2 separate regions of the Homo sapiens genome follow, and region 2 is linked to region 1. A link is a loop called in an ENCODE intact Hi-C map of the cell type or tissue named here. Cell type or tissue: PC-3. All regions are shown on one strand.

Region 1 (8,000 bases):
GCTTCTCTTTCTGCCATAACTGTAAGTTTTCTGAGGTCTCCCCAGAAGCCAAGCAGATGCCAGCATCATGCTTCCTGTACAGCCTGCAGAACCATGAGCCAATTAAACCTCTTTTCTTTATAAATTACCCAGTGTCAGGTATTTCTTTATAGCAATGCAAGAATGGCCCAATACACGATGAGACATCTAGCACAGGGGTAGGATGGTGAAGTGAAAAGGACCCCACCTATAGACCTGCTTGTAACACATGACACCTTACAGAGTTTTGTACTAACCACAGGCACAAAATCAATTAAAATTAGGTGACTTGTAATGAATAATGGCTAGGGAAACGTGTTGATGAGAATCCACTTGTCTTGTGTTCCCTTCCACTAACATAGGCATTTGATTTCACTCTAGGAATACTTGCTGCCATCTTCCCTAATGTAAATGAAAACCAAACATGTACAAGTTACTTTCAATCAGAGAATACGACAAACCTGTATCTCAAAATATTAAAGGGTCTAACATAGGGGTGACACATTTAGGGTCATAGACCTCTATATGTAAGAGAAGAAAGGAGGTCTTATAAATCACTCATTCATCTGAAGTCAGAAGGAGTAAGTGACTTGTTCAAGCTCACATAATAAAACCATGACAGCTTCAGCCCAGTACCCAGGTCAACAGAAATAAACTTGCTGTATGTTCCACTCAATTATTACCTCCTTTAAAAAATATGTCCATAAAATGAACATTCAATGCAGTGTATGCACATATAATTTGGGGGCTCCAACCTAGTACAAAAGGCACATACAAATAAAAAACAATATAAATTGAGCCCATCTAGAATTAATAAGCAAACCATAAAAAGTGGGTACATGAGAAATTCTTGGCTAAGCTCCAGACAAGCAAGCAAGGGGCCCAGAGACCTGGGAGGGAGGACGCAGTCAAACCCGGATGGCTGGAGGCAGTCTGACTCACCAGCAGCCAGCGTCCTCCCAAACAAATTACAGAGGCAGGCTCAGCAAGAATGCAGGGGAAAGATCCACATGTGCCCAAGGGGTTAAGATAGCAACCTGGTCAAAGATACAGACTTCCTCAGTTAGGAAAGCTCTACCCCTGGAATACCAAGAAATTAAAGTTCATCTCTGGCAGGGCGTGGTGGCTCATGCCTATAATCCTAGCACTTTGGGAGGCCGAGGAGGGCAGATCACCTGAGGTCAGGAGTTCAAGGCCAGCCTGGCCAACACGGCGAAACCCCATCTCTACTAAAAACACAAAAATTAGCCGGGTGTGGTGGTGTGTGCCTGTACTCCCAGCTACTTAGGAGGCTGAGGCAGGAGAATCGCTTGAACCCAGGAGGCAGAGGTTGCAGTAAGCCAGGATCACACCACTGTACTCCAACCTAGGCAACAGAGCAAGAGTCTGTCTCAAAAAAAAAAAAAAAGTGCATCTTTGCTAACGCCACAAAATACCGTCATTTTCACTTGTCTGTGAATATTCATTGCAGCATTACTCACAATAGCCAAGAGGTGAAAACAATCTATGTGCCCATCAGATGAATGAATAAACAAAATGTGGTATATCTCTGCAATGGAATATTACTCAGCCATTTAAATATTGAAGTTCTGATCTGTGCTGCTACATGGATGAACCTTCAAAATATTATGCTAAGTGAAAGAAGTCAGACACAAAAGGACAAATATTGCATAATTCCACTTACACCCAAGTTTTGGACATAGATAGTGGTGATGGTTGTACAACATTGTGAATGTAATTAATGCCAATGAAGTGTGTACTTAAAAATAGTTAAAATGCCAACTTTTATGTTATATATATCTTACCACAACTTTTAAAAAAGATTCCAAAAATATCATTTTCAACGTTTTGGCTCACATATATGTAGCTTTAAAAAAAAAAAAAAAAAAGCTGCTGGCCTGGTACAGTGGCTCATGCCTAAAATCCCAGCACTTTGGGAAGCCGAGGTGGGCGGATCACTTGAGGTCAGGAGTTCAAGACCAGCCTGGCCAACACAATGAAACCTCATCTCTACTTAAAAATAAATAGATAAATAAATAAATAAATAAATATTAGCCAGGGATGGTAACGCACACCTGTAATCTCAGCTATTTGGGTGGCTGAGGCACAAGAATAGCTTGAACCTGGGAGGCGAAGGTTGCAGTGAGCTGTAATCATGCCACTGCACTGTAGCCTGGGCAAAAGATTAAGACTCTGTCTCAAAAAAAAAAAAAAAAGTTGCTGCTAAAAACAAAAGTAATCAAAACTTTACACACATTAACCAAGCCTTCCAATAAGCCAACTCTTCCTGTCATATCACCATGATCTTCACACGCCCAGATAAGTGATTTTCTCTGATTGTAAGAGATAAAATGACATTGCCTCACCTATCAAGGTAAATCTTTCACAATTATGAAGATAAAACAAGGCACACCCTTGCACAGTATGCTGGAGGCACAGCAGTAGGGAACAGCTGCTTCCACCAACCCATCCCAACCCCAAATTTCAACGCATATCAAGAAACCAAAAAGGGTCAGATATGAGTCCAAAACCCTAACAGTGGGGGAAATGAATCAAACCCAAATTCTTAATTGTAAATATTAAATGTTACACATGTTAACTGACCACATTCAGGTGTACCCTCAACTCGCAGTAATTTCAGCAGTTAAGACGTAAGCAGGGGTGCCAGGCAGTCTAAGTGAGAATTGCGGGTCAGCCAGGAATTCCTCTTCCAGTCACAGGCCTATCCCTTAATCTTCATAAAGCCTCAGTCCCTCATCTGTAAAATGGGAATAAGAGCATTTCCCTCATAAAACTATGTGAAGACAACTTTGATGACAATGAGTTGCTGACATTTCCTGAGCACTTTCTCTGTGAAAGCCACTAGGCTAGGGGCTGCTCATTCAATTTTCTACCTGGTCCTCATGACAGCTCAGCAAGGTACTACTTATTACTAGACCCATTTAACAGATAAAGAAAACTGAGGCACGGAGAGGTTAAATGAACTGCCCAAAGCCACTCAACAAGTAAGAGGCAGGTCTAAAATTCTAACCTAGTCTCTGTGAGGCTGGGACCCCAGCTCTCTCCAACCTCACTACTGCATTTGGGCTACAATCTTGTCATTAACAACCTTGACATCCTTACATTTGATTTATTTGTTTTTATTTATTTATTTATTTATCTTTTTTTTTTTTTTTTTTTTTGAGACAGAGTCTCACTCTGTTGCCCAGGCTGGAGTGCAGTGGAGTGATTTCAGCTCACTGCAACCTCTGCCTCCTGGGTTCAAGCGATTCTGTGTCTCAGACTCCCAAGTAGCTGGAATTACAGGTGCCCGCCAACAAGCCCAGCTAATTTGTGTATTTTTAGTAGAGATGGGATTTCACCATGTTGGCCAGGCTGGTCTCGAACACCCGACCTCACACAATCTGCCCACCTCGGCCTCCCAAAGTGCTGGATTATAGGTGTGAGCCACCATGCCCGGCCTTATTATTACTAATATTACCCTTTGTATCATGAATCTCAGTTTCTGGGTTCACAAAGTCAGAGGGCTGAGTGTGATTCCCAAAGCCTACACTTACTCATGGAGAACCTCATGCCCTCTTAAGGACAAATGTGGCAGGCAAGCAACATATTTTAGGGTTTGTCATGAAGCTCCTGGAAGTTAATTGTCACTCCGTCTGAGAAAGGTGAGTGAACAAGGTATCTAACGTGAGCCAGCTCAATTGCACAAGAGGCAAATAATATGCATAATGCATGTGTGGGAGATTCCTAAATGTATTCCTGGGGCCCTTTCACAGAACCAAGGACCCCCCCTCCACACCCCCACCACACGAAGAGGCAAGTTCAAACTCTGGACTGAGATAATTAACGGCTGGTGGATATTTTACACTGACCTATTTATAATACCTCCCTGAAGTACTAATGTTGGTTCACAATCAAAAGAAATACATACTGAACAGAATCTTGCTCGCAGCTGAACCACCCAACTTCCCGGTAAAACATGCATGACAGGTGACTCACAAGGATGACACAGTTCCTGGCACAGGCACCAAGAGTTACTACCGGTGTGGAGGAGGCTCAGCCAGCAAGTTGACAAACACTTCACCACATCACCTAAAACACCAAAGTTCAACCCTATGCTCTCAGATGCCTGGTTTCTGAGAAAGGGAATTTCTCAGAATGGGACCACAACGCTGACAACCTGCCCAGCTGACAATCCTTGCTGTGGGCTGGCAGACGCCAAGATAAGTCATCTCTGACTTTTATTTTTCTCAGCCTCAACAACTTCACACACCTTGCTTAGGCTCAGGCTTATGATTCAGACTTCTCACCCCTCCCAAAGCCCTGTACCCTGGGAGCCTTTGTTCTTTTTCTGGCCACAGATGAACTCAGCCCATTAAAGAAGAGCTGTAATCCCTTACACATATAACTTTCCATTGGCAAAAATTAGTCAGGTCGGCTGGGTCTGAGGTCAGCAGTCTCCTGCAGAAACACCCACCAGACACTGTTCCCCCACCACCAAAAAAAAAAAAAAAAGGTAGCGGCTAATGAACTGCCCATTAACCGTCTGGTAGAAACACACACACAGATACTACTGACTCATTCCATTTCAATAACCAAAAACAATATTCTTGGCCTTTGGCATGAATATGGGTTTTTGTTTTCTTAAGGATAGTGGCCACCTTGGTCTATTTGCTCCCGTGCAAACTTGTTCATCTTCCGCTTATGAAGGTAACCTTAGACTTGAGGTCTTTGTTCAACATCACCTTCTCAATGAAGGTGTCCTCCTGGCCAGTGGCCCCACCCCACCACCTCCACCCCTCATCCCTGGCACATTTCCTTTCTTACTTCCCTGATTTATTTTTCTCTCCTTTATTATTTATTTATTTATTTATTTATTTATTTATTTATTTATTGAGAAAGAGTCTCGCCCTGTTGCTCAGGCTGGAGTGCAGTGATGTGATCTCGGCTCACTGCAACCTCCACATCCCAGGTTCAAGCAATGCTCTTGCCTCCGCCTCCTGAGTAGCTGGGACTACAGGCGCGTGCCACCACACTGGGCTAATTTTTGTATTTTTAGTAGAGACAGGGTTTTGTCATGTTGGCCAGGCTGGTCTCAAACTGCTGGACTCAAGTGATCTGCCCGCCTCGGCTTCCCAAAGTGCTGGGATTCAGGCGTGAGCACTGCGCGCCCGGCTATTTTTCTCTCCTTTGTACACATGCTGAATATTTTCTTATTTTACTCTTTTTCTTGTTTCTCTCCTCCACTAGAACATAAGCCCCACAAGAGCAGGCACTTTTATCCATTTTGCTCACAGTTCTATTGCAAGTGCCTAGAAGAGGGCTTCATACGTGGTAGACTCTCAACAAATATTGCATGATTTGAATAACGGTCATTCATTACCCCGAGATGATAATTCAAGACAAGAAGCATGATCAAAACCACCCAGGTCTGAGGTCTCTTCTTTAACCATAGAAAAAAAGTCCTTTTAACCAATTCCTTCTGAATCCTTAACAGCAAAGAAAGAAATAAGGAACAATAGGAGAAATAGACATTTATGTCAATAATACACAAACACTTGGAGTTTTCAACTTATACATTCACTAAGGATGTTCAAGACACTGCATGCCAAATCTCTGAAATACACAGATTATTAATAATAAAGGGTAAAGATACCAATTGCCCGTATGCCATCATTGTCATGCATCCCCCCCACAGCTCACACCTCCCATCTTTTCAGACCACTCAATCTCATACTCTGTTAGGGTCTGAATGTTTGTGTCCCCTCAAAATTCATATGTTGAAATCCTAACCCCCAAAGTGATGGTATTCTAAGGTGGGGGCCTTTGGGAGAGGATTAGATCATGAGATCGGAGCCCCCAGGATTGGGATTAGTGCTCTTTTAAAAAGAGGTCTCGGAGTTCATTCATCTCTTTCACTGTGTAAGGACATAGCCACAAGGCGCTGTCCAGAGGAAGCAGCCCCTCACTAAACACTCAATCTGCTGTTGCCTAGATCTTAGACTTCTCAGCCTCCAGACTGTGAAATACATTTCTGTTGTTTATAAATTATCCAGTCTGTGGTATTCTGTTATAGCAGCACCAATGGAATAAGACACACTCCAAGAATCCCTTCATAGCTTCGATATTTCATGCTCCTCCTTAAGAAATGTAGATTCCATCTGGGCGCAGTGGCTCAGGCCTGTAATCTTAGCACTTTGGGACACTGAGACAGGAGGATGGGGCTTGAGCCCATGGGTTCGAGACCAGGCTGGGCAACACAGCAAGAGCCCATCTTTAAAAAATAAATGAATGAATAAACATTTTTAAAATTTTTAAAAGAGAAGTGTAGATTCCATCATCTGTCATTAATTTCCCTCCCTCAACTCCCTGGCCCATCTTTTACTTGGTCATATCCTTTTGGCAAAAACATCTGGTTAAATCCATCAGACTGCCCAGTTCACACCTGTACCCAGACAGCTGACTGTGGCTAGAGAAAACAGAAGAAAGCATGCAAACATGTTGGCTGGTCTCACTTTAAATTCCTGACCCCTAATGTCAAGTGTCCCCTTAAATGCCACTGGCAATCACACCAAAATTCTCTGTCTATTCCCTCACCCACACTCACGAAGTTTATGTCTTCTGCTTTCCTTCCAGATTCCCAACAATTTCTTCCCATCTGATGACCTTTTGTTCTACTTCTCTGAGAAAAATGAAGCAATCAGAGAGGACTACCACAAACTTCTAAGACTATATATATTCTCTGGTGATCTATCTGCATGCAGGTATATACACTCTACCTTTCTGCCTGTTGATGTAGACAACTATCCATACTCCTCTCTAAAGCCAACCCCTCCACTTGTGATGAGGTCCAATCTCCACCCCTTGCTCACTCAAGGGCAATGTTTTAGCAATTTTCCTCTCTCTCCTCCACATCATCAAATTATAACTATGAAAATTTGCTGCTTTCTCCCTCTCCTTTGCAGAAATATTAAAAGAGGCATCTGTATTTGCCATGTTCCCTTATTTTCCCCATTCTCTCTTAAACCCACTCCAGTGCATCTTCCATCCAACCACGTGCTGTTCTCAAGGGCACTAATGATCTCCCGGTTTATAAAGCCAATGTTTCTCTCTTGTCTTCATTGTACTTGACCTATTCTATCAGCAGCATTTGACACCACTGATTACTCATTCTGCTCTGGTGTACTTTCTTCAATTGCTTCCAAGACACCATAAATTCTTCTGCCTTGCTGGCTGCCTTTGCTGGTTCCTCCTCTTCTCCCTGACCTCTTAATGTTGGAGAACCACAGGGCTTAGTCCTTGGTCCTCTTCTCTCTTTTCTTTACACTGTGGTCCTCAGTGAGGGAGATAGGTAGATCCACTGTCCCGATCTTAACCCAAAGAAAGACTTGCTGTCCAGCTACGGGGGCTGTGGTCAGAAGGCAGCCTCGAGCCTTCAGTTCCTGCAGGACCTGTCTCAGGGCAGAGGGCGGCATCCCAGGGTAGGCCATATCTGGTGACTGAATGAGGCAGGGATAAAGGACTGGTCATATCAGCCTCTGCAGGACAAGGATGATGGGCAGTATTAATTCCAGAGCTTCCAGCCAGGTTGTTCTACACCACTGTTTGACTTCTCCACGCGGTCCTGCTTGCTTCCTCTTTCTTTTGCAGTTCATCTAAATGCCGTCTTCTTGCCTGTTTCTGGAGAAATCAACCTACAACTCTTGGAGATCCCCTCCGGTCTCATGACTGCGAATACTTTCCACATGCTAACAACTCCCAATGCATGTCTCTAGCCAGTGCTTTTTCCCCTAGACTCCACAATCGAATACCGCACTGTGCACGTACACCCTCTGGGTATCTTCCAGGTGCCTTTCCCAGCTGAGCTAAGGGCAATTGAACCCTCCCAACTATTCAGACCAAAATACTTGGTGCCATACTTGCCTTCCCTTTCCTTTCACATCCCACATCGAATCAGTCGGAAAATTCTGTTGCATCCACTC
Region 2 (8,000 bases), 250 kb after region 1:
GAGACACAGGGAGAAGGCAGCCATCTGACACAAGCCGAGGAGAGGGGCCTGGAACAGATCCTTCCCTCACAGCCTCTGGAGGAGCCAGCTTGGGATCTTGATGTTGGACTTCTGGCATCCAGGACTGTGCGAGAATACATTGCTATTGCTTAAGCCACTCAGTTTATGGTGTCACAGTGGCCCTAGCAAACCAACACAGATTTTGGGACTGGTACCTGTGCATTTGGCCTTTTTTGGAAATAGGTCCATTGCACATGTAAATAAAATGTATGTTAAGATAAGGTCATTCTGGAATAGGATGGGTCCTTATAAAAAGAGAAGAGGCCGGGTGTGGTGGCTCATGCCTGTAATCCCAGTACTTTGGGAAGCTGAGGTGGGTGGATCACTAGAGCCCAGGAGTTCAAGTCCAACCTGGGTAACATAGTGAGACCTTGTCTTTTTTCTTTTTTTTTTAATTTTTTTAAATTTTTTTTTAGACAGAGTCTTCCTCTATTGCCCAGGCTGGAGTGCAGTGGCGTGATCTTGGCTCACTGCAACCTCTGCCTCACGGGTTCAAGTGATTATTTTGCCTCAGCCTCCTCAATAGCTGGGATTACAGGCACATGCCACCACGCCCTGCTAATTTTTCTATTTTTAGTAGAGATGGTGTTTTGCCATGTTAACCAGGCTGGTCTCGAACTCCTGACCTTAAGTTATCCACCCATCTCGACCTCCTAAAGTGCTGGGATTATAGGTGTGAGCCACCGCACCTGGCTGAGACTTCATCTTTAAAAAAAAAAAAAAAAAAATTAGCCAAGCATGGTGGCATGTGCCTGTAGTCCCAGCCACTCAAAAGGCTAAGGTGGGAGGATCCCTTGAGCCAGGGAGGCAGAGGCTGCAGTGAGCTGTGATTGCACCACTGCACTCCAGCCTGGGTGACAGAGGAAGATCCAGTCTCAAAAGAAAAGAAAGCAAAAGAAAAGAAATACTTCCCACGTATATGTCAACTCCTTTCTCCCTTGTCTTTCTCAGCTGAAGAGAGTGGACAGTGAAACACTAATTCCAAGCCTCCTTTGAAGCTAGGTGTGACCATGTGATGCAGCTTTGAGATGTAGGCAATGAGATATCAGTTGAAAGCCCTGGGAAGCTTTCTTTTCCTGAATATAAAGGCAAATGCTTAAGAGGAGAAGGTTTTTGCTCTCTGTCCTTTGCCATGCCTCATTTTTCACACCTGGAATATGGATATGATGGTTTAAGGTACTGCAGCTATTCAGTGTCAGGAGAAGAAAATGACAGGCTGGGCGTGGTGGCTCACGCCTGTAATCCCCCACTTGGGGAGGCCAAGGCGGGCAGATCTCCTGAGGTCAGGAATTTAAGACCAGCCTGGCCAACATAGCAAAACCCCGTCTCTACTAAGAATACAAAAATTAGCTGGGTATGGTGGCGTGCACCTGTGATTCCAGCTATGTGGGAGGCTGAGGCAGGAGAATCACTTGAACCCGGGAGGTGGAGGTTGCAGTGAGCCGAGATCGAAATTGCGCCACTACACTCCAGCCTAGGGGACAGAATGAGACTCCGGAGTCCAAAAAAAAAAAAAAAAAAAAAAGCAGCAGCAGCAGCAGCAGAAGAAAACTGGATGCTAAAGAGAGGGAAAGGAGGCAGGGCGGGGCGCAGTGGCTCAGGCCTGTATTCCCAGCACTTTGGGAGGCCAAGGAGGGTGGACCACAAGGTCAGGAGTTCAAGACCAGCCTGGCCAACATGGTGAAACCCCGTCTCTACTCAAAATACAAAAATTCCCTGGGTGTGGTGGCGCGTACCTGTAATCCCAGCTACTCAGGAGGCTGAGGCCAGAGAATCGCTTGAACCCAGGAGGTGGAGGTTGCAGTGAGCCGAGATTGTGCCACTGCACTCCAACACTCCAACCTGGACAACAAGAGTGAGACTCTGTTTAAAAAAAAAAAAAAAAATGGAGAGAGATAGAGAGAGAGGGAAAGGAAAAGAGAAGGGTTCCATCAGCAGCTGCAGCAGTCCTTGGTTACCTGCTCCTGGATTGCTTGTTACATGCTTAAGCCATTGTTTTTTGTGTTTCCTGCTGCTCACGGCTAGAAGCTATTCCAATGGACATATGTTAGATAAATCAATTTGTAGCAGGTTGAATGATTGAAACCAAGGGATTTAATCAGAGCTGGTTTCATAGGGGTGTGACCAGTGCAGTCACACAGGGCCCCACATTCAGAAGGGCATATGCTTGACTTAAACCTCCACTGTCTCCACTTTGCCTGCATTTTCATTTTGCACTGGGCCCTATAAATTATGTAGCCAGCCAGTCCTGGGTTTAATGAATCAGTAGGATCCTAAATGAAATTGGTAAATGATCAATAAGCTCTGTCCTCAAAGTTGACCATTCGACATTTTTATTAAAGTCACAGAAGAGGACATAGAAGACACTATCAGATTTGTAAGTAGCACAAAATTTGATAAATGGCCAGTTAGTTAGATGACACATTTAATATTTTTTTAAAAATCTGAATAGTCAGGAAACTCAAATCTAAAAGAAGACATCTAACAAGAGATAAATGAGAACCCCTGTATTTGGATTTATTGTTTTTTCAAACACAAGGGCAGAACAGTTCATGTGGAAGGAGCTTTGTTGTAGGGTCAGGGGGTTGGGGTCTTGCAATTGCAACACTATGTGTCTCAAGTAAATCACTCCTTCTTTGGGTCACAATGCCTTCATTTGCATGCTAAGGGGTTTAGGTGGGTGATATAGGATCAGTCGCACGATTCTAAGTGAGCGATTGCCCTGGATTTGAAAATCTTGCCATATAGTGATACTTGGTAATAATATTTCATGTAGGAAGGAGTCATGTATATATCGTCTTAAAACTTGGAGCTGGTTGGTATCAGGTGAGTGGGTTAGGATTGATACCCCCCGGCCTTTTACCCTAGTGACACACACACACACACACACACACACACGTACAATATTAATGTGCATATAATAGTTATAACTGAAGATATCATATATATGATTTATAAGTCATTTTATTTTTATCACATTTTATTATAGTCACCCAGAATATACATTATCAAATAAAGGTTTGTATATAATACACTCCTAATGAGAAAAACTCATGTAATATTACCCTAACATTTATTGTTTAAAATTGATGTAATATTTTTCTAACATTCAAAAACCTGTTGGAATTTGGGTTGTCTTTTTGCCCATTTGTGGACATCAGAAATTGCCTTGTGTGTTACAATTGCTAATGATGTTAATACTACTTGTGGAGCATACCAGGACTGGGAAAGATTGGTTGTACAAAAATACAAGGAAAACATTCATCATTCATTTTTTTCTCATCATCATACTCCCCAACCCCACAAGAAATCAAGCCTCAATTGTCATGGAATTATTGGCTAGTGACCAGCAATAAAAGAGTGAAACAATTAAATAGAATCCAGTGCCCCCAGGCTTGTGCTATTAACATCAAAAGAGAACTTGGCTGGGTGTGGTGGCTCACGCCTGTAATCCCAGCACTTTGGGAGGCTGAGGCAGGGGGATCACCTGAGGTCAGGAGTTCGAGACCAGCCTGGCCAACATGGTGAAACTCCATCTCTACCAAAAATACAAAAATTAGCTGGGCATGGTGGTATGCGCTTGTAATTCCAGCTACTAGGGAGGCTAAAGCAGGAGAATTGCTTGACCCCAGGAGGTGGAGGTTGCAGTGAGCTGTGATTGTGCCACTGCACTCCAGCCTGGGAGACAGAGGGAAACTGTGTCTCAAAACAAAATAAAACAAAACCAGAACTCACCTCCTTTTCTTATTGCAACAATTAAATGAGATGATTCAAGCAAAGTGCTGGGTGCAAGGTAAGCCCTCAGTAAATGAATTCTTATAATCATGCCTCCACCTCATGGGCAAAACTACCAGCTAAATCCTTTTCAGTGTCAAAGAAATGAAATTCAAGGAAACTAAATCAATTAGAGCCAGACAGGAGGCTACCCGTCTTTGAACCGAAACAAGAGGAACAAGGCCAGGGTGGGAAAGAAGGCCAGGGGTGTAAACTTCGTTTCCATTTACACTAGAGTTACCTACAAAATGAAATTCTCCCAATGTCAAAACAACAGTGAGGTGGTGGCGCCACCTGCTGGTCACTAAGACACAGTTCTGTGGCAACTGAGGCTTGATCTCTTAGTGGTTGTGAGGAGGAGAAAATGAATGATGAATGATTTCCTTGTATTTTTGTACAACCAATCTTTCCAGGCCCTTTTGTGCTCAGCAGGTAGTAATAACATTGTTAGCAATTTTAACACACAAAGCAATTTCCGATGTCCACAAACGGGTAATTTTGCACTTAGATGATACTAGGGAAAACACACAAGCCTTGTTTTCGTAGGACAGCCTGGTCGAAAGAAAATGGATTTTGTAGTTCATCCCAAGTTCTAATTCCAGCGCAGCCACTTGCCGGGTGGTCTTGGGTGAATTACTTAACCACCCTTAGCCTTTTTTTCTCTGCTGTAGAGTGACTAACAGAGCCTTCGAACAGGGTCTGGGTAGACTTGGGGGCGGTGGAGAGTATCTCGAAGACTTTCCAAAGGCTTCGAAAGCACATGGGTGGTTTTAAGAGAAGCAGTGTGCAGATTCCCAACCTCCACTTTCTCCCTGATACGGTTTGGAACTGTGATCTCACCCAAATCTCCTGTCGAATGGTAATCCCCAGTGTTGAAGGTGGGCCTGGTGGGAGGCGATGGGATCTTGGGGGTGGATTTCTCATCAGTGGCTTAGCTCCATCCCCTTGGTGCTGTTCTCCTGACGGTGAGTGTGTCCTTGCGAGACCTGGTCGTTTAAAAGTGTGTGGCGCATCCTCCTTCGCTTTCTGTCTTGCTTCTGCCATGTAAGACGAGCCTGCTCCCCCTTTGCATCCACTATGAGTAAAAGTTTCCTGAGGCCTCCCCAGAAGCAGAAGCTGCCATGCTTCCTGTACGGCCTGCAGAACTGTGGGCCACTTAAGCCTCTTCTCTTTTTTTTTGAGACAGAGTTGCACTCTGTCGCCCAGGCTGGAGTGCAGTGGCAAGATCTTGGCTCACCACAACCCCCCCTTCCTGGGTTCAAGAGATTCTCCTGCCTCAGCCTCTTGAGTAGCTAAGATTACAGGCGTGCGCCATGATGCCCTGCTAATTTTTTTTTCTTTTTTTGAGACAGAGTCTTGCTCTATCGCCCAGGCTAGAGTGCAGTGGTGTGATCTCGGCTCACTGAAACCTCTGCCTCCCAGGTTCGAGCAATTCTCCTGCCTCAGCCTCCCAAGTAGCTGGGATTACAGGCACCCGCCATTGCGCCTGGCTAATTTTTGTATTTTTAGTAGAGACGGGGTTTCACCATGTTGGCCAGACTGGTCTTGAACTCCTGACCTCAAGCGATCTGCCCACCTCGGCCTCCCAGAGTGCTGGGATTACAGGTGTGAGCCACCGCGTCCTGCCTCGAGCTGGTTTTTAGACTTCATGATCCTTCCTCCCCTTTACTGGAGGAACGCATGCCAGTCACTTGCTCTCAGTTTTACTAAAGTTCACTTTCTTCCCAGGTAACCCCTGGGGACTAAACAAAGGCACAAATGGAAATACCTGTGCAGGGGATGAAAATGTGAATGACTAATAATAGGGTAACAAGCCCTGATGAGTCATTTTATTTCCCAAGCATTGTTTTACCCCAAATTGAAGGAAGACCTAATTGAGTTTCCTACTATTTAAAGTATTGAAAGTTATTTCACTAAATGATTTCTGACATATAATACTGAAGGAATTCAAAGGATTGATTAACGTCACTGTAATAAGCCTCTTTCCAGACCATCTCTTGATTTACGACAGGCTGGTTTCTCAGAGCATACATCTTTTTAAAATTATTATTAAATAATTATAGATTCACTGGAAATTGCAAAGATAGACAGGACTGATGTACCCTTCACCTAGTTTTCTGCAATGACTAATCTTATCAAAGGAGAATAGCAAAACCAGGAAATTGACATTGGTATGACATATGTGTGTAGTTCTGTGTCATTTGCTTACATGTGTAGATTCACATAAGGCATGGTGGCTCATGGCTGTAATCCCAGCACTTTGGGAGCCCAAGGCAGGCAGATCGCCCGAGGTCAGGAGTTCGAAATCAGCCCATGGTGAAACCCCGTCTGTACTAAAAATATGAATATTAGGTGGGCATGGTGGTGTGCGCCTGTAATCCAGCTACTCAGGAGGCTGAGGCAGGAGAATAGCTTGAACCCAGGAAGTGGAGGTTGCAGTGACCTGAGATCACGCCACTGCACTCCAGCCTAGGTGACAGAGCAAGACTCCATCTCAAAAAAAAAAAGAAGATATGGAATGATTTCATCTAAAAGATCTCCCTCGTGGTGCCCCTTTATTGCCACACCCACCCCATGCCCCCACCATCCCTCACCCCTGGCAACTACTGATTTGTAATCCATCTCTATAATGTTGTCATTTCAAGGACATTATAAAAATAGAATTATACATATATGCAACTTTTTTTTGAGACAGGGTCTCACTCTGTTGCCCAGGCTGGAGGGCATTGGAGCAATCTTGGCTCACTGCAGCCTCCAACTCCTGGCCTCAAGCAATCCTCCTCCTTCAGCCTCCCAAGTAGCTGGAACTACAGGCACACGCCACCACGCCTGGCTAATTATTTTATTTTTTGTAAAGATGGGGTCTTACTTTGTTGCCCAGGCTTGTCTTGAACTCATAGGCTCAAGTAGTCTCCTGCCTTGGCCTGCCAAAGTGCTGGGATTATAGCCATGAGCCACCCCACCACCTGCAACTTTTTGAGATTGGCTTTTTTCAACCTTCATAATGCTCTTGAGATCCATCCAAGTTGTTGCAGGTATCTATGGTTCTTTTTTTATAATGCTGAGTAGCTTCTCACAGGGCATACCTCTTTATGTATAAAAAATGAGGATAGGCTGGGTGCAGTGCCTCACACCTGTAATCCCAGGATTTTGGGAGACCGAAGCGGGCGGATGGCTTGAGATCAGGAGTTCGAGACCATCCTGGCCAACATGGTGAAACCCTGTCTCTACAAAAAATTAGGCGTGATGTCATGTGACTATAGTCCCAACTACTTGGGAGGCTGAGGTGAGAGGATCATTTGAGCCAAGGAAGTCGAGTCTGCAGTGAGCCGAGATCATGCCACTGCACTCCAGCCTGGGTGACAAAGTGAGACCCTGAAGAAAAAAAAAAAGAAATAAATAAAGAAAGAAAGAGAGAGATGGACAGAGAGAAAGAAAGAAAGAAAGACAGAAAGAAAGAAAGAAGAAAGAGAGAGAGAGGGAGGGAGGGAGGAAGGGAAAAGAAAGGAAAAGAAAGAAAAGAAAGAAGGAAAGAAAGACAAGAAAATAAAGAAAAAAAACTAAGGAGTGCTGGGATTACAGGCATTAGCCACCTTGCCAGGCCCACAATCTTTTATCTTAACCTGAACATTCCCTTTATTTATTTATTTATTTATTTATTTTTCATTTTTTTGAGACGGATTCTCGCTCTTGTCACCCAGGCTGGAGTGCAATGGTGCGATCTCAGCTCACTGCAAACTCCACCTCCCAGATTCAAGAGATTCTCCTGTGTCAGCCTCCCGAGTAGCTGGGATTACAGGCGACCGCGACCACGCCCAGCAAATTTTTGCTTTTTTAGTAGAGACGGGGTTTTGCCATGTTGGCCAGGCTGGTCTCGAACTCCTGGCCTCAGGTGATCTGCCCAATTCTGCCTCCCAAAGTGCTAGGATCACAGGCACAAGCCACCGCGCCTGGACTGAAAATTCCCTTTCTAGCAATCCCAGGTCTTTAGACAAACTCAACCAATTGTCAACCAGAAAATGCTTAAATTCACCTGGAGGCGCCCCCCCACTTCATCCCCTGCTTTGAGTTGTCCCTCTTTTCTGGGCCAGACCAATGAATTCAATGAATTTCTTAAATGTATTTGATTGATGTCTCATGTCTCTCTAAAATGTATAAAACCAAGC

Evidence for each region. A loop is a pair of places that touch in the nucleus more often than their neighbours do. Peaks named below come from ENCODE experiments on the same cell type or tissue, not always from the same donor. Only the 100,000 strongest peaks of a DNase experiment are listed, where the experiment ranks them.
Region 2: it touches region 1 in a loop (10-fold over the local background); 7 of 110 quality-filtered maps call a loop at or near these places.

Annotation. Positions count from the first base shown.
Region 1 is chr21:31,350,657-31,358,656 of GRCh38, forward strand. It overlaps a transcript of TIAM1 not described here. Among named protein-coding and RNA genes, the nearest start is that of TIAM1, 10 kb to the left of the region's middle. In PC-3, no CTCF peak of the experiment used is centred here; DNase peaks (open chromatin) are centred at 955, 3,655 and 4,255; H3K4me3 peaks cover 1,049 bases; H3K27ac peaks cover 5,261 bases.
Region 2 is chr21:31,600,663-31,608,662 of GRCh38, forward strand. No RefSeq gene overlaps it. Among named protein-coding and RNA genes, the nearest start is that of TIAM1-AS1, 45 kb to the left of the region's middle. In PC-3, a CTCF peak has its summit at 4,135 (motif pointing left); DNase peaks (open chromatin) are centred at 4,129 and 5,599; H3K27ac peaks cover 622 bases.